Linked DNA regions of Homo sapiens: region 1 is linked to region 2. Evidence: chromatin loops called from intact Hi-C (ENCODE). Cell type or tissue: ovary. All regions are shown on one strand. Links, peaks and the distances in the headings refer to the core of each region. The heading gives the core; the rest is flanking DNA. Region 1 overlaps WWTR1 (WW domain containing transcription regulator 1). Region 2 overlaps WWTR1 (WW domain containing transcription regulator 1).

Region 1 (12,153 bases), core at 2,729-10,728, 64 kb before region 2:
GTGTCACCTGTGGTCCCAGATACTCAGGAGGCTGAAGCACTAGTATTGCTTGAACCTGGGAGGCAGAGGTTGCAGTGAGCTGAGATGGCTCCATTGCACTCCAGCCTGGGCAACAGAGTGAGACTCTGTCTCAAAAAGAAAGAAAAACTATAAAAAATTATAAAATATGCATCTACCTCTTGAAATTGATACATTTTTGAATTTGGAAATGTTGAATAATTAGAGCCTGAGCATAGGTCTATGTTTTGCTAAGATAATGTACTTGGGAGGGTGGTTAAAATAGTCATTAATTTTGGTCACAAATTTAAACAGAGCTTGCTTGACAGGGACAGCTTCTCTCTGTTTCATGCAGTGTCATTTGGAGTGGCTTGACTGGGGGACAAGGGATTAATTTTCAAGGGGGCTCACCCACATGACTAGCAAGTTGGTGTTGACTGTCAGCCAGGCAACATTTTCTTTCCAAGTGGGTCTCTCTACAAAATGCATGAGCTTCCTTATGGCATGGTGGCTGGGTTCCAAGAGTGAGCATTCCATGAAACAGAAAGTAGGAGCCATGAGTTGGTGCCGGAAACTGGTACATCATATTTACCATATTCTATTGGTCAAGCAGTTGATAATGTGAATTTTAAATAGGAAATTTTATGACTCATGGAAAGACTTTATTTGGATTTCATTTAATGTATCAAATGGGTACCCCAGGGTGGCTATTGCCTTGAGGAAGGTGCTTTATTTCCACTAATGTATAAAGGAAGGTGCCAGGCCCATGAGGTACAACTAATGCTTATTATCAATTTTATTTTATTCTTCCCCTTCAGGTGAGTGGAGTGAGTGTCAAGGACAGAGGACTGAGGTCCCAGCTTGAGGTGCTTGGAGGGACAGAGAAGAATCAGGGTGAGGAAGCTGTCAGGCTCCTCTTTTCCCTTTTGGCCCTGTGACTTTATTAGCTTAACTAATACTTCATAGTGTTTGCTATGTACCAGGCACTTTACATATATTAACTCAATTATATTCCCATCGGGGACTGTGTTACAGGTAGAATCTTAATTAAAGCTACTGCTACTGATTCTTAATAATGGCATTACTTGAAGAGATTATTATTAATAGGCCCTTGCCCCATTTGATTACACTGTGTGATATACAGTTGTCCCTTGGTGTCCGGAAAGGATTGGTTCCAGGACCCTGGAAGATACAAAAATTTGACGACGCTCAAGTCCTTTATAGACAATGTCATCATATTTGCATAAAGCCTATACACATCCTCTCTTATACTTTAAATCATCTCTAGATTTACTTATAATACCTGATAAAATGTAAATGCAATGTAAATAGTTGTTATACTGTATCATTGTATTGTTTTTTATTTGTATTCATTTTTACAAATTGTTGTACTATCATTATTTATTTTGAATATTTTCAGGCCAATGTTGGTTGAATCCCAGGATGTGAAACAGGTGAAGATGAAGGGCCCATTATATACCTTGTCGCTATTTAAAGATGTCTCAAACTCTTGGAATTTTGATGTTTTTGAACATGTAACTTAATGGATCCTCCTTCATATTATTGTAGTTTCTCTTAATACTAAAGTAGATATTATTGCCTTGGTGTATTTTACTTTTAAGTTTAAAAAATTTTTGATTTAATGATACTCTTGAGGATTTTAGTTTGGGATATTACCACTGTCAAAGCTGGCAGGTTCTTCACTTGATTAAGTCTTATTTCCACTCAACACCATTTAAGTAGTTTGAGACTGGTTATAATGAGCATTGGTACAGGACTGGCCCCTCTTTTCAGTCAAGGTCAGTTGGCAACAGCTATACACTGTTTCTTTATTTTGGAAAGGTTTTGCTTGCGCAAAGACTTACTCTTTTAACCAAATCCTGCTTTTCATCTGTTTTTGATGGCAACAGACCATATTTCCCAGCCATTTGCAAACAGTGCCTGTCTGGCGGGATTTCCTGGACACAGCCCTTGACAACCATTACTGGCCAACTTTTGAACTTCAGTGTTTAACCTGGTTATTTGTTCTGTGTTTTCTGCCATGGGCCATGGGAACCATAAGCTTATCCTTTTGAGACTAGCAGAAGGTCCAAGAACAATCCATTTGCTAATTGGACCCATTGCTTTCCCCAGCCCATTAACCTTCATGAATCAAATCTTCCTTCCAATATCCAGCTATTCATCTACAAGTCAGTACTATGCAGAGTGATACTTTCTAACCAAGGTGCCTATGGTAGACCTTGGTCATTGCCATTTTGGAATCTTTACCTTATGGACTGATATAATCCAAACATGTCAGTGTGTCATAAAAATTGGTTGGCCAATTAAAGATAATTTGATAGTGCAAATATCATTAAAATTGTTCTTATGTACAAATAATAATTTAAAAATCCATATATAATGACTTACAAGTAATAAGGCCGTACTTTTTTCACTCTAAAAAAAATAAGCAAATGATAAAACATTCATGCTCTTTGACCCAGTGGTACTGATTCTGGGGCTCTAGCCTAAAGAAATAACTCAAAACATTGAGAAAAGCTTATGCTTATGGATGTTTGTTGAAGCATTATTTGTAATGAATAAAGAAAAATATAAATATCTAACAGTAAGGAATTGTTAATTAAATTATGATGTTGATGAAAGTTTTTAACGGCATTTGAATATTGTTATGATGTTAAATGAAAAAAAAATGGAATACAGCATTTTCCACAATATGGTCACAGCCATGGAAAAAACATGCATTAGAAAAAAGACAGAAACCAGCCAGGCACAGTGGCTCACGCCTGTAATCCAAGCAATTTGGGAGACACTAGGAGACACTAGAAAGAAGATTAAAGAAAATTTCAAGAGTGCTTGGCTTGAGTGCCAGTCAGACTTGGGTCCAAATTCCTACTCTTTTACTTATGAGCTATGTAGCTTCAGGCAAGTCTTTTAAACTTTTGAGCCTCAGTTTCCTCATTTATAAGATGGGGATAATAATTTTTCCAGGATTATTGTGAGTATTAAATGAGATAATGATACAAGTAAAATTCTTGATAATCTATAGGCAACCAACAGCTGGATGGTGGCAAGTACTAATTCGTAGCTTCAAGATGTTCTCAGTTGTATTCTTGACTTTGGCATTCTTCTGTTACGTTTGCACTGATTTTTGACATGCTGCTAGGAGACAGGTAATGTGAAGGATCTATTGGGGGGTTTGCCTTTACGGCTTTTCTGGTACATTGTAGGTCAAACACCAACACCTGTGTTAGGCCCTGTCACATATTCAGGGACCTTCACTGTTCACCTGAGCTTAACCAACAACACTCACCTGCAGGCATGCACTTGAGTACAGATGCTGCTTGTTTTGAGTGAAGCAGATACAGAAAATCTTTAACTACAATCCCATTTATAAAAGGGTGGAGCTTATTTCTTTTAAAAAATAATCATTCCAAAAAGATTTGCACAGAATTAATTTTCAAAGGGTGACCTCTCTTGTGCATTTAAAATGTGATTCAAGCAAACCAAACAAAAAAAGGATTCGGCCTACACTTTCAGTGGCACGAAGTAAAGTGCACTTGTGTCCAAGGTTGGACTCCTTGCTTTTCTTCCAAGCATCTTTCCCAGTCTCATCATTTACTAGTTTATATTTTAAACTTAGCTTCAGAATGCTTATGCTGATGTTAATGAGTCTATCTTCAAATGCTATTTTAGTTTATCTTTTTTACTTTATTTTATTTTTTTTTGAGACAGGATCTCACTCTCACACAGCTCACAGCAGCCTCACCCTCCCTTGAGCTCAGGTGATCCTTCCACCCCAGCCTCTCGAGGCACTGGGACTTCAGGTGTGCGCTGCCACGCCTAGATAGATAATTTTTCTTTTTTTCTTTTTTTTTTCCTTCTTCTTCTTCTTCTTCTTTTTTTTTTTTTTTGTAGAGCTGGGGTTTCACCATGTTGCCCAGGCTGGTCTCGAACCTCTAGGCTCAATCTATCACCCATCTTGGCATTCCAAAGTGCTGGGATTACAGGCTCCTGGCCTATTTTAGTTTCTCTCTGTTCTTTATAGTGGATCCTTAAGGCATAGAGAATTTTAGGAAGAGTATGAGCATGGAATAGTAAAGTCATTGTTGTCAGCATACGACAGAGGGAAAGTCACTGAGTCTTTTTGATCCTTGGCTTCCTTATCAATAAAATACTAATATTGGCACTGTTTACCTAACAGTTATTGTGAAGCCAAATCACAATAGCTAACATTTATTAAACAATTATGTGTTCTAGGCACCATGTTAAGAGCTTTGCATGCTTTATTAACTTTAATTTCAGGGTAACTTTATGGAGTAGATCATTGTGTCCTAATCATAATGGTAGCTAATATTTATTGATAGTTTTCTATCTGCCAGGTTTTGTTCTAAGGTCTTTGTGTGTCATAGATATTGGTAGAAAATGGAGGCACCAAGAGATTAAGTAATTTGCCCAAGTTAATTTAAGTAGAAAGTGTAGGAGCTACTATTGGAACACAATCTGATTCCAGACGTCTTAACCACTGTGCAATATCTCCACTGTATAGATGTAGAAACTGAGAAATAGAAGCACAGTAGCTTATCCAAAGTCACACAGCTAGTAAGCGGCAGATCTTACCTTCAAACAAGATTCGCCATTGCGCACATCATTATCTGTTATGCAACATGGCTTCAAAGTCTGAGTGATGGCACCAGGTACTGCTCTGAGTGCTCTTCAGCCTCTGTCCTCAGAGTCAAGAAAATGTGTACCAGTGGCGGGTCCACTAGAAGATCCACTGCACTACGGCTGTTGCCTTGTGTATTCAAATCCACAGTTCCTCATGTCCTGAGGTCAGCGAGCCACAGAGAAGTGGGCTCACCTTTTCTAACTTAATCAGTGCACTGACAGAGGAACAGGTTACAGAGGGATTTCTCTGGGAAAGCTGTGGTGCCAGGGCTTGCTTGTGCCCAGCAAGGGAATTAGAAATGCCAGGGCTAATTCCCCAGTGGAGAATGATTCAGAAGAAAAATGAATTCCTGAAGGCTGTTGTGTTATCAGTGCCAGGTCTGAGAGAGCAGGGCAGGAATATGATGGCTTGTCTTTGGAAAACATCCAAACAACTTTCAGTTTCAGAACAGACTTCACTACTTCTCTTAGAACACTTACTGTCCTTTACTGTAATTTTTGTTATAACTGGAGGATAGAAGGAAATATGCTATTTGATTTTATGTACAAAGAATTTTGAGTCCATTGAGCTAATAATGTCTCCCAAGACAATACCAGTTTATGGAGAACTTGGTTTTTTGTTTTTGTTTTTGTTTTTTTTTGAGAGATGGAATCTCACCATGTTGCCCAGGCTGGAGTGCAGTGATGTGGTGATCTCTGCTCACTGCAACCTCCACCTCCCGGGTTCAAGCGATTCTCCTGCCTCAGCCTCCCGAGTAGCTGGGATTACAGGTGCGTGCCACCATGCCTGGGGTAATTTTTGTATTTTTAGTAGAGATGGGGTTTCACCATGTTAGACAGGCTGGTCTCGAGCTCCTGACTTCAGGTGTTCACCTGCCTCGGCCTCCCAAAGTGCAGGGATTACAGGCATGGGCCACCGCGCCTCGCCCAATTATGGAGAAATTTGAACCATAATATGAATGTTAATTTGGGAGGAATTCTACTGCAGTTCATTTTGGAAACTTGAACCAAGTAGGAAGGATTTTATTGTTAAAAAAATCTGATCACATTTTATGTAATAAAATGTCAAACATGCAAGGAGAGAGTAATAGGGTAATGACCCACCATATACCCCTTGCCTAGATTTAAGAATTGTTAACATTTGGTATATTTGTTTAATATGTTATTTAATAGTAGTATTTTCAAGCAAATAAAATATATGATATTTTACTCCTAAATACTTAAATAGTTGCCTCTAAAAAAGAAGAACATTTTCTTACATAACAAAATTACTATTTACATGTGTGACAAAATCAACAATAACCTATTTTTTTCTTTTGTTTTTGAACATTTTCAAACCTGAAAAAATGTTGAAAGAGAGTTTGCTCTTTATCTAGGTTCAGCAATTGTTAACCTTTTTCCAAAAGAAGTTATAGGCAAGGCTGGGCGCGGTGGCTCATGCCTGTAATCCCAGCACTTTGGGAGGCCGAGGTGAGTGGATCACGAGGTTAAGAGATTGAGACCGTCCTGGGCAGCATGGTGAAACCCTGTCTCTACTGTAAATACTAAAATTAGCTGGGCGTGGTGGTGCATGCCTGTAGTCCCAGCTACTAGGGAGGCTGAGGCAGGAGAATCGCTTGAACCTGGGAGGCAGAGGTTGCAGTGAGCCAAGATCGCGCCACTGCACTCCAGCCTGGCAACAGAGCGACACTCCGTCTCAAAAAAAAAAAAAAAAAAAAAAAAAAAAAAGTAAAAAAGAGGTTATAGGCAATATGAGATTTTCCCTAAGTACTTTAGAATGCATTTCCTAAGAATAAGACATTCTTTTATACCATAACAAATTCTATTATTATACCCAAGAAAATTAACCTTAGTACAATAATATGACCTAATATTTAGCCCTTATTCAAATTCCCCCAGTTGTTCCAAAAATGTCTTTTGTAGCTCTGTGTGTGTGTGTGTGGTGTGTGTGTGTTTGTGTGTGTGTCTGTTTTCCCCAGTGCAGGATCCAATCAGATTCACATATTGCATTTAGTAATAATTATGTTTCTCCTGATTCAAAAAGTGTCTCTCCCCTTGACCATTTTGTTTGTTTTTCGTCTTAACCTGTTTTGAAAAAAACTTTAGACCACTATCACACACGATGGGTTCTTTATGATTAAATTAGGTTAAAATTTTTCACAAAAATACAGCATAAATGATTTTGTGAATTTCTTATTGTATCTTATCAGGATAGAAGCAATAATTTCTTAAAATATTATTTAATATCCAGTACATATTCAAATATTCCTAATGGTCTCAGATGTGTTTTTTTACATCGGCTTGCTCAAACCAAATATTGTACACCATTTAAAAAAAATCGACATAGAAAAATCAATTACAGTCTTTTTGAGGGGGAGGGGGAACTCCTAAACCAGAATAAGTTCAGAGAGGCCCCCTGACCACAGTCTTAATTTCTATTCCTTGTAAATGCCTCAGAGTAATTCTTAGGCTTCTGCTATATGGAAACTACATCCCTTTGTCTTTTATACAAATTACTTGAAAAAAATGGAGGTAATTTCTCTTGATTACTTTAAGAAATGAAGTAGAATTTTTGTAGAACAGTATACAAACCATAAATAAACGGCTTGATGAATTTGCACAAATTGAACACACCCACGTAAGCAGGTCTCTGACCCAAGAAACAGGATTTTTCCCAGCTCCAAAAAGCGCCCCTTCCAGATTCCCCAAGGGTACCTACTCTAACATCCAGCGTCATGGGTTCATTTGCCTTATGCAAATTTCTTCTCTTTCCCTGAAAAAGGAAGCACGAAGTAGAGAAGCCATACAAAATATGTATATTTTAATTAGGTATTTTGAAAGCCCACCTTCAAAGACATTTTAAATGATATACTGTATATATTTTCACACAAAATAATTCCCACAACAATGTTTTACATAATGGTTTCATTCAATGGCTCCCCCTGCTTCCCTAGAATTGGGATTTCATCCAAAACACTAAAGGTTAAGTTATCAATAGAACTCAAAGAGCATTTTGTTTCCATTTGTATAAGTCGTTTAATGTTTTTTAAGTCCACGCATGTGTTAACAAAGGAGGCAGTCAATTACAGGGGAGCTTAGCAAGGCATTCTTAGAGTTCTCTTCAGTGGTGAGCAGTGTCGAAGTGGAATCAGGAAAAGAGCAACCCTTTTCACTGAAGGAAATTATTTTAATTAGTAATTCTCAAAGGGTAATAAACAGTCAAATATTTCTGAAATCTCCTGGCTTTGGGGCAAGTAATTACAATGAGCATGCAATTAAAAAAAAAAAAAGAAAGAAAACTAAGACGAGGGCATGTACAATCAATTAAATAGAAGTAATTACATTATGAGGGCTTCATGAGTAGTGTACGGTGCATTAACATTGTGGAGACAAAAGCCACCAGACAGCACATTGTATGTGCAAGTCTTTTGAATCTGAGGTTGGTTTTCATGGTCTTCTCGATTCTACGTTGTGGGGCTCTGCCACTGGTAGTCGGTAACTTTCTAATGCACTGAACTGGCAGGAGTGATGGCAGCATGCCTATTTGTGGTGTCTAGGGAAGCCTTCTTAAATCATTGGTATGCCCAGCCTAAATCAGATCACGCGGATCCTGCAGTCGGTATCTGGGTGATACTGTGATTGGTACATGAGTGTAACTTGGCTCGGTGTGCCTGGAGTTTTTTTTAGCAGGGATAGGAATCTACCATCTCTGGTGTGTTTTTCAATGTGGCATGCCCCAGTGACATTAGTGGAGAAGGGACTTGCTAAAGTTAGAAAGTAAGATTGAACAGCTGGGTTCAAGGCCTTATACTAGGTTCCCACCAGCTGTTTCAAAGGGATGGAGAGGAGCCACCCAGAGTGCTTTGCAGCAGCTGTGACCCCGAACCAAGGGAAGCTTTATTTCGAAAGCACACTAAGAATAGATACAGGCTCCTGATTTTAAAATACAGCGGACGATTAAAAGCTTTCTGGGTATAAACAGTTCAGGTCACTTTTTAAAAACACAAGTTAATTTCAAGCTATATGGAAATTTACATGTGTGTTTTACATATGTATATATATTTATACACATACATATATGCCTGTATATATATATTCTGATATATGCCGATTAATCTCTCTAATCTATATTAGCTCTGCTTTGAATGAACTTTGTCGTTGGGATGCTTTGGCATCAGGGCTTCATAGCATTGTACTTACATTTATTCAGTGCCTTTGGATAGGAACGCCTGTAGTTTTTTTAGTTCTGGTCAGTTGGGTATAAAATATTGCCATAGTGTCAGAAGCACAGTGTGTGTTCAGACAATGCTGTTGAATCTGAAGTCATGCTTGTAATAAATACCATAAATAGTATATTTTGCAACTTCTTAAAATGTATTCTATAGGATAGTAATAATTAAGTGAAAAAAGTTACACATAAAATGAATTACAGAAATGTGGGATTAAGCTAATTGAAAACTAGAATCTTTTATATGCATATGTATTGTATAAATATTAGGAGAGGAATATAACATTCAGTGTTTTCCATACTTATTTGATAACAGAACCCTTTTGGGTGCAGGGGTGAGGGGGATTATCTTCTAGGACTGATGTTTTATAGAACATCATTGAGGTTACCTTGCCCCATAGCTGTGTCTCCTCACAGTCTGGTTGAACCTGAAAGCATTTGTTACCGGAGAAGTAGATTTTAGGTGGAAATACCAGATGCAGTTGGCAGAATCAGAAGTGTCTCTCCCTTTGCTGAATTCACAATGACTTTGTATTCACTAATTCTTTCTCCTACCCCCTCCCGCAATGTTTCTCACATTTGGCAACATATGATAACATTTGTACATTTTCCCGCACTTTTGTATTAATATATTTATTACGGGTCTGAGTATTTAAACATGAACTTTTTTCTCAAGTCATTTAAAATGACTACAATTCCTAACCCAGAATGAAATGTTTCTTCTAATATAACTATTTTTAATTTCAGAATACATTGCAAAAATGTTTTTTGTGTAAATGTTTTAAAACATAAGATATTATCATGAAAAGGTAATTTCTTAGAAAAATTGGAATTTATCTCTACTACTTTTTTTTGTTTAGAGAAAATTTAGGAAAAGTGAATGTACATCTTGAATTTTAGTTAAGTAATTACAGTTATATAGTCAATTATAAAGGCTGGTTACATAGCTTATTATAGACTGAACACATTTTATACAACAGCCCTATTTGAATATTTTCCCTAGTTATTAAAATAATGAAAACATTAATAAAAACTAAAGGCAATATGATATTAAAAGCATTAATAAAAATGGAAGGCAAGTTAGGCTAAAGTTACTATCAGAGACTGGCTTCTGAAGGAACAGGTTTTGGCTTTCCAAGTGGCAGGGCCTTAAGAATCACATCCCCAGCTCTGGCTTAGGGTTCCAGCATTGCTCATGGCATATTCAGCTGTTGCCTTGCATCTCCAAATCTATCTTCAGAGTCCTTTTACCTCTTCCTTTTAGGTCATAGTGGAGAGTTGGCGTTCCGCTTTGTATTTATGTTTTTTTAAGTAGTATTTGTATTTCTTTCTTTCCTTTCTCCCTAACAACTACAGGATCACATGGACCTAATTTGTTTTATTGTCACAAGAGTCCCTTTTCTTGACAGGATATGCCTAATTAAAACCAGGGTGTTAAAAAAAAAAAAAAAGCTAAGTTTTGCAGGCAAGTTGACATACTGTGTGACTCAAGGGTTTCAGGAGGGACAAGGAGGGATGGTGGTGTGTTATTGAAGCAAGAGGAGGACCAAGCCTGCAGGAGATATTGTTCCAGGACAAAGTCAGGCTATCAGCAGTGCTGACGGTCCACCTCCCCTTTTCCTTCCTTCCTAATGGCCCAAGTTATGCACGTCAGCCTCTTTGGGTTCACAAGGCAGTATTGTATCATGGAAAAAGCCCTAGACCTTATTATGAGAACAAGATTTGACTCTGCTCTGCCACATGGAAACTAAGAACTTATTAAGTAGGTTTACTTCACCCAACTCTGTTTCTGTATCTTTTTTTTGAGACGGAGTCTCCCTCTTGTCACCCAGGCTGGAGTGCAATGGCATGATCTCGGCTCGCTGCAACCTCCACCTCCCGGGTTCAAGCGATTCTCCTGCCTCAGCCTCTCGAGTAGCTGGGATTACACCCGCCACCATGCCTGGTGAATTTTTGTATTTTTAGTAGAGATGGGGTTTCACCACGTTGGCCAGGCTTGTCTGAAACTCCTGACCTCAGGTGACCCGCCTGCCTCGGCCTCCCAAAGTGCTGGGATTACAGGTGTAAGCCACCGCACCCGGCCCATTTTTATTTCTTAAAAACAGAGATTAGTAAGCCTGTTATGTAATGATCAAGTTAAGATCATTTTTGAAGCCATAAAATGGTATATAAATGTCAACTATTATTATCAGACATTAACAGCATGGTTATTGTGAATATTATGACTAATAATTAATATGAATAATTATTATTGTAACTATCATTATTACCATGATTGTCATTATTAGGAATATAAGTAGCAATTCATTCAACATACATTTATTATTTAGTGTCTATTGTATGCTAGATATGGTGGACTTTCAGGACCCATGGTGTATAGTACCTGGTAGAGGCTCAGCCGAGCAGTTTGCAGAATCAACAGGAATGAATTGAGAATGACTTAATTTGTTTAATAGAATGTGACAGCATTCTCTAGAATTTGTTCCTTTCTGGGGCAAGTAAGGAACAAATCTTCCTAGATTAGTTTTATGAGTACTTACAGATAAAAACATATATGATGTGAATAAGATTCAACTGTTATATTTGATACCTAGAAGCAAAATGATTTGTCGAAGTAAACCCATTAAATATGTTCATTCATTCATTCATTCATTCCTTTAATTCAGTCACTTATTCTATGAGTAGTTTTTTAATGTCTGCTGTGTGTAAGGCCTTCTGCATTTAGTCCATAGTTGGGGCTACTGAGAAGTTGAAAGCTGCTTTAAAGTCTCCTTTCATTTTAACACCATTAAAAAAAAAAAAAACTCATGGAAAGGAAAAATCTAAATGTATCCTGTAAAGAAAATACCATTTCCTCTGGTAATTATGATGGTCTATATCCTGTTTAACTCATTGCACGGGGTTCCTCTCCAAGTCAATGAGGATTGCGTAAAGAGTCTGAAGGCAGGATGTGCCTCATAGTGGGATGAGAAGGAGCCTTGTGGCTGGTCGTCAGACTAAATTTAAACCATTATTTGTTGTGAATATATGATTAACGTGGGGGTTAAAAATGAAAAATACAGCTGCAAGAGTAGGTTTCTTCCTTTGATAAAAACAGAAAAAGTCAGGAGGGACAAGAAGAAAACAAACACAGTTACGTGAGGCATGCATTCTCTTTCATAAGAACAGTCAAATATATTTTAGCCTAATCTTTCTTTCTAGATACAATAAATGCCGCTCCCTTCTGGATTAGGCAGATGACAGCAATAACAGTATTGCAGCTG
Region 2 (12,153 bases), core at 1,805-9,804:
GAATAGCTATTTAGCGAGCTAGGAGAGTGTCGTATTGGAGCAGATCATGAAGCATAAATGTAGGCTATTTCATAGCCTTTGCTTCAGAACAGGGGACTATTTAACTTTTAGAAAAGCATTTCATAGCATTAGGTTTCAGAGTTGACTGGGTTAACAGAGGTCACGTAGTCTAATATTTTGTGAATCTATAAATCCCTCCATATAAGCTTGGCTATTTAAGTTCATTCGTTCATATATTTGTTTTACAAATGCTCTAGGCATTAAAAGTACAGCTGTGAACAACAGACCCCAGCCCCTTCCCTCACAGAGCTTCCATTCTAGCTTGTGTCAAGCGTTTTATTTGCTTACATGTCCCAGAAATAATCCATTTTCCAAAATGTCCCAGTGTGCCCTTGTTGTTGAACAATAGTATCAATTCAAGTCTTTTTTTTTCTTTTTCTTCTCTTTTTGAGACACAGTCTCACTTCATCACCTAGGCTGGAGTGCTGTGGCACAATCTTGGCTCACTGCAACCTTCACCTCCCAGGTTCAAGTGATTCTCATGCCTCAGCCTCCTGAGTAGCTGGGATTACAGGTGCGCATCATCACGCCTGGCTAATTTTTTGTGTTTTAGTAGAGACGGGGTTTTGCCATGTTGGCCAGGCTGGTCTCGAACTCCTGGCCTCAAGTGATCTGCCCACCCTGGCCTCCCAAAGTGCTGGGATTACAGGTGTGAGCCACTGCACCAGGCCTCAGCCTTTTTTTTTTTTTTTAAGTGAAGACAGACGAGTATCTAAATTATAATGTTTTCTTTAATGTGATTTGAAAGGACAACAGAAACCAGTTGTGGAATAATACAAATTTGCTTTATGCACTCTGAGTAAAAAGAGCAACAAATAGACCATAGATAATAATGACAAACTTAGTAAATGGCTTCCTAAAAGTATCGCAGTTTCGATTGTTCTTTTGTAGGGACAGTCTGGCAGCTGAGCATTAGTGATGAGTTGTTTCAAAAAGGCAGTCTCCGGGAAGTGTGACAGTGCATTTTAGAATCCCTTGGCACCGAATTAAAAAGAAATATACATCAGTAATTTTTTTTTGTTCCCCCCGCCGTCCCCCGTAAAGAAGGTAAATAATTCGGCATTCTCTCTCTGAAGTCCCTCAGGGTTTTGGCAGAGAAAGCAATTTCTCTGCATCCAGAATAACTATTTTAATGTTAGGATTTCAAAATACTGTCTTTTTTTTTTTCATTTTCTTTCTACTCACCCCACCCTTTATAATTAAAACAATCCAATCTTCCATGTTTGTAGAGTCCCTGGCCACACACACTTAAATCAAGCAGAGCAGCCTCTGAAGAGCTGATTGTCATTTGTTTCCCTTTTGAAGTGCATTCTGGTGAGGGCAGGAGCTGGCTGGCAGAGTGTTCCCTCAGCCAAGGCGGGACAGAGCTGCAGATGCTTTCAGCTGCCGTTTACTTTCTCACCTCCTCTGTTGGTTTATTCCACAGGCAAGCTGCAGGCCAAGGACCTAGAAGGAGAGGAGGTTTGAGGTTTGCTTCCTGGGACACCTTCAGCTCACAAATAATCATTTGTCTTTCACATCCTTACTTCTTCAGCTATTTTACACATCACCCGTCCTCCAGCTGCTAGGAAAGGGTATTTTTTAGCCCATAAATAATTACTCACTTCAGAGAGCTAGATAGTTGACCACAAACTCACCAAGAGATTCTTGAGCCCTTATTTTGCAAGTCTTTCCACCCCAAGCTTGGACATAGACAAAAATAAATTTGTTGGAGGAGGGTTGGGTCAGGGTCAGCAGGGAGAGCTTTCCTTCTGAAAAGTGCCCTTGAAATTGGAACTTGTAACTTTGCTTGATGGGTTGTGAATTCCTAGGACATGAGCTCCACTCATATACGTTGAAAACTATCATTGAATACATCCAGTTCATTCTGTTGCCCTGTTCAGGGAGGAAAACTATGTTCAGGAAAGTTAAATCGGCTGTTTCATTAAATTTCCTCTGAACTGTCTGAGGTAGAGGGGTTGGTCTTTCTATTTTATTGCTGGGAAAACAGGCTCGGAAAAGTGAAGTAACTTGCCCAGTTCTCACAGCCAGCAGGTGAAAGGGTTGACAATTTGAGGTCTGTCAACCTCAACCCTCAACTTTTCTTTCTCTGCCACACTGAGACTTTGCCACACTCTTAACTCTGAGCCTCAGTTTCCTCATCTGTAAAATGGAGACAATTGGGTTGTCACGAGGAAGAGATGAAATAACACGTTTTTCTTTTCTTTTCTTTTCTTTTTCTTTCTTTTTTTTTAGACAGAGTCTCATTCTGTTACCCACACTGGAGTGCAGTGGCACTATCTTGGCTCACTGCAACCTCCGCCTCCTGGGTTCAAGCAATTCTCCTGCCTCAGCCTCCCAAGTAGCTGGGACTACAGGCACATGCCACCATGCCCGGCTAATTTTTTTGTATCTTTAGTAGAAACAAGGTTTCACCATGTTAGCCAGGATGGGAAATAACATGTTAAAGGGCTTAGAACAGTGTTTCACACACAGTAAGCAATATGCAATTTTTAGCTAGTATCTCTGCCTCCCACACCATTTAACACTATCAGCAGCTTGTTCTGTTAACTGCGTCAATGTGCCAGGTCCATTATAAGTACGCTTTCTAATCTTTATAGCATCCCAGCAAGATCAGTCTTATAAACCACCTTTTTTTTTTCAGGTGAACAAACTGTCAAGAAAGGTTAAGAATTTAGTTCAAGATGCCACAACATGTAGTAACTGAACTGGGATTTGAACTCCAATCTTTCTGGTTCCAAAGACAGTTTTGCTCTTGTGCCATGCTGCCTTTTCGGTGCCAAGCTCTGGACCCCAACTTAAACCCCAACTACTGTTTCAGAAATCCGGTGGCTAATAGCCTGGAGAATTGAGAAGAAGGCAGTTCCTGCCCTGAACTGATAAGTAACTAGAAAGCCCTTCATCGTATCTGCCTCAAATCTAGGCTAGAAGAGATCTTCCTTCTTTCCTGTGACAGTTCATTAATAATTTGAGAGCCACTGTGTGCCCTTCTAGTCTTCCCCTGTGGTTAAATAGCCCCACTCTTCTTCATAGGATGTGATGCCCTGACCCCTCTCTATCCTGATTGGTCTCTGGTCACTCTTTGAAAAGATTTCAGTAAGATAAAGTGTTGGGTAGGGACCTGGATGCAGCCTTGCACTTGAAGGTTGATTGGAGGAAGAGGTCAGTTGGACTAGCTAGAGAAGCAATGATGACCTGCTTCTTGAGACAGAAAGCAGGTTTTGAGCTTGGTCTAGGAAACTGAAGGTTTGTTTGGAGGGCAGGGTGGACACAGAGGGGACCCTGGAAGGGATCTGTGAATATACATGTTTAACTGGAGCACAGTGGGAAATGAGTGACAAGCCAGCTTAGCGTTTGTTTTCCTGCCTCGACTAGAGGGAGCAGAGGAAGGAAGGGGTGCTGAGTGAAGGCAGCTGCACCACCGATGCTCAGCGGCAGAGGCCTTGAGTTATGCCCTCAGCCAGCCTTGACCAACTGTCACCCCTCTGTTTCCATGGAAGCTTACTTCATCCAGTGCCTGTCTTTGTCTTTGCTTCAGCTGCTTTAGTTTCATCCATTTTGACTGCTGCTGTTTGGTCTAAGTCAGACGTTTGCCTTTCATTTTTACCCACGCAAGGGTAGTGGATGTCATGTGGCAGTCCAAATCCTACTGGGTCTGGGCTTTAATTTTATACCTAAATTTAGTTTAAAACAAAACCCTCCCCTGTTTGGATGGCAACATGTTGGTGAGGTTAGCCCTTTTATTTTCAGACCTCGGGTTTTGTACAGTTTCTTTTTCTCTTTCAGTTCATGAGTTGGAATAGGGAAGTATTTTCATTCAAAAAAAGGCTAGAATTTTTAAAGTTCTAAATATAGAACTCGTATTATAAAATTTAAGTGAAGTAAAACATCTCACTACTTTCCATTTATATTCGAACAAATTTTATGTTATATAAAAATGGTTTATAAACCTCTCCTTGTTTAAAAAAAATTGTTTTCTTAGCCTTGGTGACCATTATGATGAATTTCACACTTTGGTTTAATCCCTCCAAGGTGAAAGTTGACCAGGAAGAAACCTCTCACCACTTAAAGTGGATCAGTTCCACATGACAGTGTGACTTTTAAAATTGTTTATTTTGTTTTTTTTGAGATTGGAATTCAGAAAATGAAATAATAATAATTCCTTCAGTATTTATTATGTGATCTTGAGTGCCTGGCACTGTTCTAAGCACCTTGTAGTGTTATCCCGTTTTATCATCACAGCAGCCTTCTTGGGTGGGTGCTCTTATTATCCCCACTTTACAAATGAAGAACAGAGGGTTAAATAACTTTCTGTTAGATAGCAGGACCAGGTTTCCAATTCAAGCATCTAGCTCCTGGCCACTCGGCCCTCCTGTTCATCCTATGTGAGGAGCAGGAAAGAGTGCAGCAGGACCATTTCTTGAGGATGGAGCCTGCACCTGGCTAGTTGGGTTGTATACAATAGGCTATTATTTCTCTCATATTTGTGGCTGAGGTGAGATTGCATGTTCTTAGTTTATATTTCCAAGTACCCACTGTATGCCTAGCACTGTTAAGGTAGTTGGGTACAGGAGTGAACATGACAAACAAGGCCCCTTCCCTCGTGGAGCTTACATTCTAGTAGGAAAGACAGAGAATGAAAACTTAAGTTGCACTGAAGAAAATTAATGCAGATTAAGAGACAGAAAATGACAGGGGTGAGGCCATTTTAGACAGGGGTGAGGTAGGAGCATCTCTGAAGAGATGGCGTCTGTAGGAGGCAGGCGTTAAGTGAGGGAATAAGCTTTAGGAAGACTCGAGGAACACCTTGCAAGCAGATAGAACAGTTGGCGCAGGTGCAGGAGGTGGGAGGAGCAGCAGAGAAACCAGGAGACTGGAAGGGGGTGAAGGAGGGGAGCACATCAGAGACATGGGAGGAAAGGGTGGCCAGGGCTGTTATGCAGGGTGTGGTGGTCTGCAGTGAGGACCTGCCTCTATTTACCATCCAGGTGGAACAAGAAGCAGGTCGCTTTAGAGCAGGGGGTCACGTGAGCTTCACTTTGGCTGCTATGTGGAATAACTTGTGACCTAAGAATGATTTTGGAATAATCTTAGACAAAGTGTCCTATTATAAATAATAACTTTCTAACTCAGACTGGCCTAATTTATATTTCAAAGCTATTATTCAGGCCGGGTGCAGTGGCTCACGCCTGTAATCCCAGCACTTTGGGAGGCCAAGGTGGGCAGATCATTTGAGGCCAGGAGTTCGAGACCAGCATGGGCAACATGGCGCAACCATATCTCCACTAAAAATACAAAAATTAGCTGGGCGTGGTGGCACATGCCTGTAGTCCCAGCTACTCGGGAGGCTGAGGCACAAGACTTGCTTGAACCCGGTAGGTGAAGGTTGCAGTGAGCTGAGATCACGCCACTGCACTCCAGCCTGGCTGAGAGAGTGAGACTCCATCTCAAAAAAAAAAAAAAGCAATCATTCCGGGTACATTCAACACCCTTTCTGATTTTTCTCTTATTTGTTAGTCAGTTGAAGGTAGAAAATGATACTGTGAGCCCCCTACAGACAGAAGGCGGCATTTGCCCTTAGGATGACTTGGTGATTAAGTCTTCAGGGTAGTTAGGGAAACATCAGTGCTGGAGACTAGAGCTTCTGTTCTCTTTGATTTAGAACAGATGGAACAAATGTGAAATGGCACAGTGAAACATTTCCTCCAATATAGTATAGGTTTTTCAGCTTTGGTTATCATAAATAATCCTTTAAATTTTATTTATATATTTTATTTATATATTTAGACACACACAAGCATTATTTTATGTTTTATTTACTGGAAATAGCTAGGAGTAATTTAAATTAATAGGAAAGTTTAGAACTATTTATTTTATATCTAATTTTTGATATTTGTTCTTATAATTTTATATATTATTACAGATAACAATTCATGTGTGTTATATATAGTGTATTTTTTTATCCCATGAAGTTCCAGAAATGATTCTTACCATATATAAATTTAGAACTCCTGGAAATTGCAGATTCAACTTGTATTTTTTTTTTCTTTTTTTGAGACAGAGTCTCGCTTTGTCGCCCAGGCTGGAGTATGGTGGTGCAATCTCGGCTCAATGCAACCTCCGCCTCCCCAAATTCAAGTGATTTTCCTGCCTCAGCCTCCTGAGTATCTGGGACCACAGGTGCATGCCACCACACCCGGCTAATATTTTGTATTTTTAGTAGAGACAGGGTTTCACCTTGTTAGCCAGGGTGGTCTTGATCTCCTGACCTCGTGATCCACCCGCCTCAGCCTCCCAAAGTGCTGGGATTACAGGTGTGAGCCACCGCCCGGCCTCAACTTGTATTCTTAAGACATATGTTGATAAAGTTTTTTCAATACAAAGGAATGCAGCCATCTCATCAACTTTTAAATTAAAAGTGTATTTGTTTAGAGGTAAACTCCCACATTTATTCAGAATGGTTGAAAAATGGAATATTCTAGTAAAGTTCATGTTTTTGGATAATGAGGGTTATGAGTCAAAAGATTCTTGCATTTATGGTTAATAAAGTATTAGAAATTTACCATTGATGAGATACATTTTTTCAAACTGTGGCTCAGGGTGTATGAGTGTGCTTGAGGGATGGGGACTGGTGGGACTCAGGCTTTTTATGCCAGATTCAATCCCTGTTGTTCCTTCTGAGGCTTTCAGGAAAACTTTGGTTGGATAATAAGGTTTCTAATGCACCCTGCCTGCCATGTTAAAAACAACTATCAGAAAATAATTTGATTTTTCTAGGTTTATTCAGAAGGCACTTCCAAGATTTAGATGATGAAAATCACTTTTTACCAAAAAAATCTCCAGTTTTTGGTTTGCTTTTTGTAGATTCCTGAATAAAATTTGTTAGTTAAGTATTTGATTATTTGCAATCTAGATGAACAGAAGTGAGCCAAAGACCCTTTCCAGCTAGATTTATTTCAGTATAAGTTAACAATACAGTTTTTTTTTAAATCAATCAGGTCTCTCATGGTTTGTAACAGTGCAACCAACTCTAGTAACTGAAAATTTTTATAGCCGATGACTTCACTAGGACTTGTCTAGACAGCAGCTACCCTCTAAAGTCACATCATGTTAGGGCTGGAAGAGATCTAACGAAGATACTGTAATTTAGAAGTCCTAAATGTTCTGTTTGCCATTGTAGCCATGGTTTTAGGGTTTGAGGGACAGTGAGACCAATGACTTCAGCATGGAAAGTGGGAAACTGATAGGCATAAATATGGGGAAAGGCCTAACCTTGGTTTGGGATGCAAATGTAAACATACAAAAGTATTCTCTGGAAACATCAGCAAATTTGAAAGGAATTTGATGTCTGGTTATGTTTGTCAAGATGGAGAGACTCCTGGAGATTATACCTAGAGAAAGTAGTTGCAGTCAGTAAATTTGTAGCCTTTTGGATAGACTCTTCTTAGCAATGTAATGCTAGCTTTTATAAAATAATGCTTGTATTATTTGTTTCTGCTAATGAAATCCATATGCTGTGAAACAGTTACTTGTCTGTGGGATTTGGATTGGATCTACATGGTTCCCCAACCTTCAGCATTTTAGTCAACAAAGTAGTCAAATAGATTGACTTTTTTGTTTTTTTGTTTTTTTTGAGACAGCGTCTCACTCTGTCACCCAGGCTGGAGTACAGTGTCGTGATCTCTGCTCACTTTAGTCTCAACCTCCCAGGCACAGGGCTCCTCCTGCCTCAGCCTCCCAAGTAGCACCACACCCAACTAATTTTTGTATTTTTTGTAGAGACAGGGTTTCACCATGTTGCAGGCTGGTCTCGAACTTGTGGGCTCCAGTGATCCGCCCACCTCGACCTCCCAAAGTGCTGGGATTATGGACGTGAGCCACCACCCCTGGCCACTGATTGACTTTTTAAAGTAAACTTTCAACTCATTGTTTTGCTTTCCTGTCTGTAAACATAAAACTGCCAGATGCAATTTAATGTAGAGCCTGGACTCTGTAATTCCACAGTTTTACTGGCCTGTAAGTGGCAAAGACCAGAATGTACTTTATAGTCCAGAGGAGTCTGATTGCTTTGATTGATGTAGATTTGGTTTGAGAACCTGAGATAGAAAAAGCCTTGTCTCTGACAAAGTGTTTTGAGAGGGCTTTCTATGATTTGGGTGTTTAAATAATTGCATGGGTGGGATGATTGCAACATTAAGTGCCCTTAGATCAAATAATAGCTGAGCTTCCCATTAACTTTGTGAATGTGAAGTGACTTATGTCTGTAAGACTTTCTTCGGAGAAAGAATACTAATGGTTGCCTGGTGATTTTGACTTGCTGGGAGTAAATACACAGTGCTTTGTATTTGGTGAAAAGTTTTGATGTGAAGTACACTTTGCTCCATGCCTTGTGACAATGAGTGCATGACTCTTGCTTCCCATTCTGACTGTAGGAAGCTGCCCTCTGTCGACAGCTCCCCATGGAAGCTGAGACTCTTGCCCCAGTTCAGGCTGCTGTCAACCCACCCACGATGACCCCAGACATGAGATCCATCACTAATAATAGCTCAGATCCTTTCCTCAATGGGTAAGTTAATATTTGGGGGCCACTTATTTTTATTCTCTTTATTATGTGATCTAGACTATAATAGGATCTTTGTTTACATTGGGAAGAGGTGGGGAGCTTGAGGGTTGAGGGTGAGAATAAAGGGAGGAAGTGGGAGGAGCTGGCAGAAAAAAGAAAAGCAGGGGAAATCATCTGCCTGTTAAAAAATTTCCAAATTAAAAAATTGGTGATAGGACGTAGAGTAAACCCCTAGTCAAGAATTTGAAAATGGGCATGAACTTATATTTTTAAACATGATGGTGTCGTCTAGTACTTATACTTGGAAGAATCTTCTGGTTTTATGTAACCAACAGGGGATAAAAGCATGCCATATGGCAAATTGAGAACAGAACAATTAAGAGATTATGTTCGGCCAGGCATGGTGGCTCATGCCTATAATCCCAGCACTTTGGGAGGCCGAGGTGGGCAGATCACCTGAGGTTGGGAGTTCGAGACCAGCCTGACCAACATGGAGAAACCCTGTCTCTTCTAAAAATACAAAATTAGCAGGGCATGGTGGTGCATGCCTGTAATCCCAGCTACTCGGGAGGCTGAGAATTGCTTGAACCTGGGAGGCGGAGGTTGCAGTGAGCCGAGATTGCACCATTGCACTCCAGCCTTGGCAACAAGAGTGAAACTCCATCTCAAAAAAAAAAAAAAGAAAGAAAAGAAAAGAGATGATGTTCAGGGTGAAATGTGAATAAGATCTATAGTTTAGTAAATAATATTCTACAGTGTCAGATTTCTGATTTTGGTAATTGCACTATGGTTATGTAAGATGTTATCACTGGGGAAGCTGGTGAAGGGTACATGGGAACGCTCTGTACTCTTGTTGCGTCTTCTATGTGAGTTTAAAATAATTTCACAATTTAAAAAGTAATTAAAACAAAGGAGCAAAAGGGAAAGAGAATTTAGCCAGAAATATCTTCATGAGCAGAAGTAGTTTTTAAATCAAATAAAAAGGGCAATTCTGTATTTCCTGTGCCTTTTATTCTGCCCTTGCAGAGACGTCTGGCAAACAAACAATACAATTATGAACATTATTAAAGATAGAGATAAAAACAAATAGTAGCTGAAATAATAATTAATGGAGGTTTTAAATTGTTGATTTTAAAGTATTTGAAACACAGAGAAGTACAAAGAATAACATGAATTACCCATGTACCCACTACCCAGATTTGCCATAGTTTTATTTAATCTTACTTTTTAACAAATAAAATATTACAATTAATATTTGAAGCCATCCCCCCACCACTGAAATCTCGTTTCTTTTCCCTTCTGTCCCCAGTGGTAGCCACTATTCAGAAACTGGCGTGTGTCCATCACACAGACTTTTATACCCCTTACTGCCCGTTAGTGTATGTATCCATAAGCAATATTCAACATAGTTTTTGTTTTTTTTTTTTAAAGTTTTACATAAATGGTGTCATACTCTGTATGTTGAAGAATGTTCAAATGGTTATTTTGAGGTGAAAAGGAAATCAATGTCAATTTACTGTGAATGGCCACACATGATTATTTTCATTTTCATGAGGGTATGTATTTCAAAATTAAAACTTTCCTTCCTCCCTAACCTGGAAAGTTGGGCAGCATGGCACAACTGCACTAGTTTAGAGCTTTTGTGACTGTGTTTTAATTTTGAGATTTATTTAGTGGGCTCATATTGAAGTTTCTTCATCTTTTGCTTTGCAGAGGGCCATATCATTCGAGGGAGCAGAGCACTGACAGTGGCCTGGGGTTAGGGTGCTACAGTGTCCCCACAACTCCGGAGGACTTCCTCAGCAATGTGGATGAGATGGATACAGGTAGGAGCAAAGCCTGCAAGCACTTACAATGGGTTTGTGTTTTTTAAATGATCTCTTCGGTTATCTCAATTTTATTTTTCTTTTATTTTATTTTTATAATTTCAACTTTTATTTTATATTTGGGGGTACATGTGCAGGTTTGCTACATGGTTATGTGATGCCGGGGTTTGGGATACGATTGCTCTCGTCACCCAGGTAGTGAGCATAGTACCCAATAGTTTGTTTTTCACCCCTTGTTCCTCCCCACTCCCAGTAGTCCCGAGTGTCTGTAAAAATGTTGAAAAAAAAAAAAATGGAATGCTTCATGAATTTACATGTCATTCTCATGCAGGGGCCATGCTAATCATTCCAGTTTTAGTATAGGTGCTGCCAGAGCGAGTACGGTCATCTCAATTTTAAAATCCAACCAGAAACACTCAATCTCAACGACAACATAAAATAACAGCTGAAAAGCCACTGAACCCCCAGGCACTATTAATAAACTGTAGCCCCTTCCTCATAGATTATACAAGTATAGTTTTACATCTGGGCGCAGGATTTTAAATTCTGTTGTTTTTTTTTTTTAATTCATCTTTGCTCCATATAGTCCCTTCCTCACAATTGCATCAAGACACCACTGTTTGTTTGCCATGTTTCCACATTGGGGTATTTATGCTGTTCTAGTTTTTAGTTGTAATATATGGGCCACCCTTTCTCCTGGAAAGTGACACTGGTTTATAGTTCTAGTATCCAATTTTTTTCATGTCATTCACTGCATTTGAAAAGCAATTGGCAGTGGGTATTTGGAATGCTGAGCAACTCAGAGGATTCAAAATTGTCACTTCCAAGTTCCAACATGGTAACGACATCCTCCCTCAGGAATTAAAGAGAAGAGAGTCAGGGTTACTCTTACCTTGTCCCCAGCCTGTGCATCCTTCAGGTCCAGCCTCACCAGGCTTCCCGATTACCTTTCTTTTTCTCCTTTTCTCAAGGAGTGAGACTTCCAATTGCAGAAACTGAAGTTAGTCTTATTAGCCTTACCTAGACTTAATTATGAAAGTCATAAACTCTAAGAAGATATTCTAGAACCAAAAATAAATGACAGCCAGGGTGTCCACTATTTGGAGTTATTCATGAAAGTTCCTTCTCCATTATCATTGACGAAAGTAATTGTTTTGTGTTGAAAATAAAAAATTCCTTCCCCCAAAGTGTTTGCCATAGTGCCTGTAGTTTTTTACACTCTACTCTTTGATGGCTTCTCTTTGTGTTGTGAGTCTAAATTGTTGGAAAGATCAAGAGTCAAACTCATAGCCAGGTGTCTTACAAATGCAGTACATTAAAGCTGCTCCCCTGGCGTCTTTCGTGTAGGTTGTCATCTTTGCATTGAGAAGATTGCAAAGACTATCTTGTGAGGAGTGACACAGGAATAGTTTGCACTGATTGTTTTACTGTTCTTCAGTTTATTACTTCAGTTCTTCCCCCACCACCACCCCCTGCCACCTTTATCTCTCTCTCTGCTTTTTGAGTGTGAGATTTATTTTGCTATCTTTGGAATAGCCTTAGGAAGTGGCTCCTTCCTATGTTTAATAATTCTTTACTTTCATCTTCTAAACACTGGGAAGCCAGTAAGGATAAAAAGCAAAGTTAAGGAAAAAAGCTCAGGAGATCTAAATCTAAGTTTGACATTCAAAAAAAAAAAAAAAAAACCATAAAAGAGGATGGATT

Evidence for each region. Peaks named below come from ENCODE experiments on the same cell type or tissue, not always from the same donor. Only the 100,000 strongest peaks of a DNase experiment are listed, where the experiment ranks them.
Region 1: a loop joins it to region 2, with 2.5 times the contacts of the local background. A loop is called at or near these places in 5 of 110 quality-filtered maps.

Annotation. Positions count from the first base shown.
Region 1 is chr3:149,589,188-149,601,340 of GRCh38, reverse strand. The region is part of intron 2 of WWTR1 (WW domain containing transcription regulator 1); the gene reads left to right. Among named protein-coding and RNA genes, the nearest start is that of WWTR1-IT1, 57 kb to the left of the region's middle. In ovary, for the core only: no CTCF peak of the experiment used is centred there; no DNase peak of the experiment used is centred there; H3K27ac peaks cover 1,099 bases.
Region 2 is chr3:149,524,309-149,536,461 of GRCh38, reverse strand. It overlaps WWTR1 (WW domain containing transcription regulator 1), which reads left to right. Exons shown (of 7, transcript NM_015472.6): 5 at 8,493-8,626; 6 at 10,337-10,449. It also overlaps the pseudogene RNU6-1098P. Among named protein-coding and RNA genes, the nearest start is that of TM4SF4, 56 kb to the right of the region's middle. In ovary, for the core only: a CTCF peak has its summit at 5,618; no DNase peak of the experiment used is centred there; H3K27ac peaks cover 4,721 bases.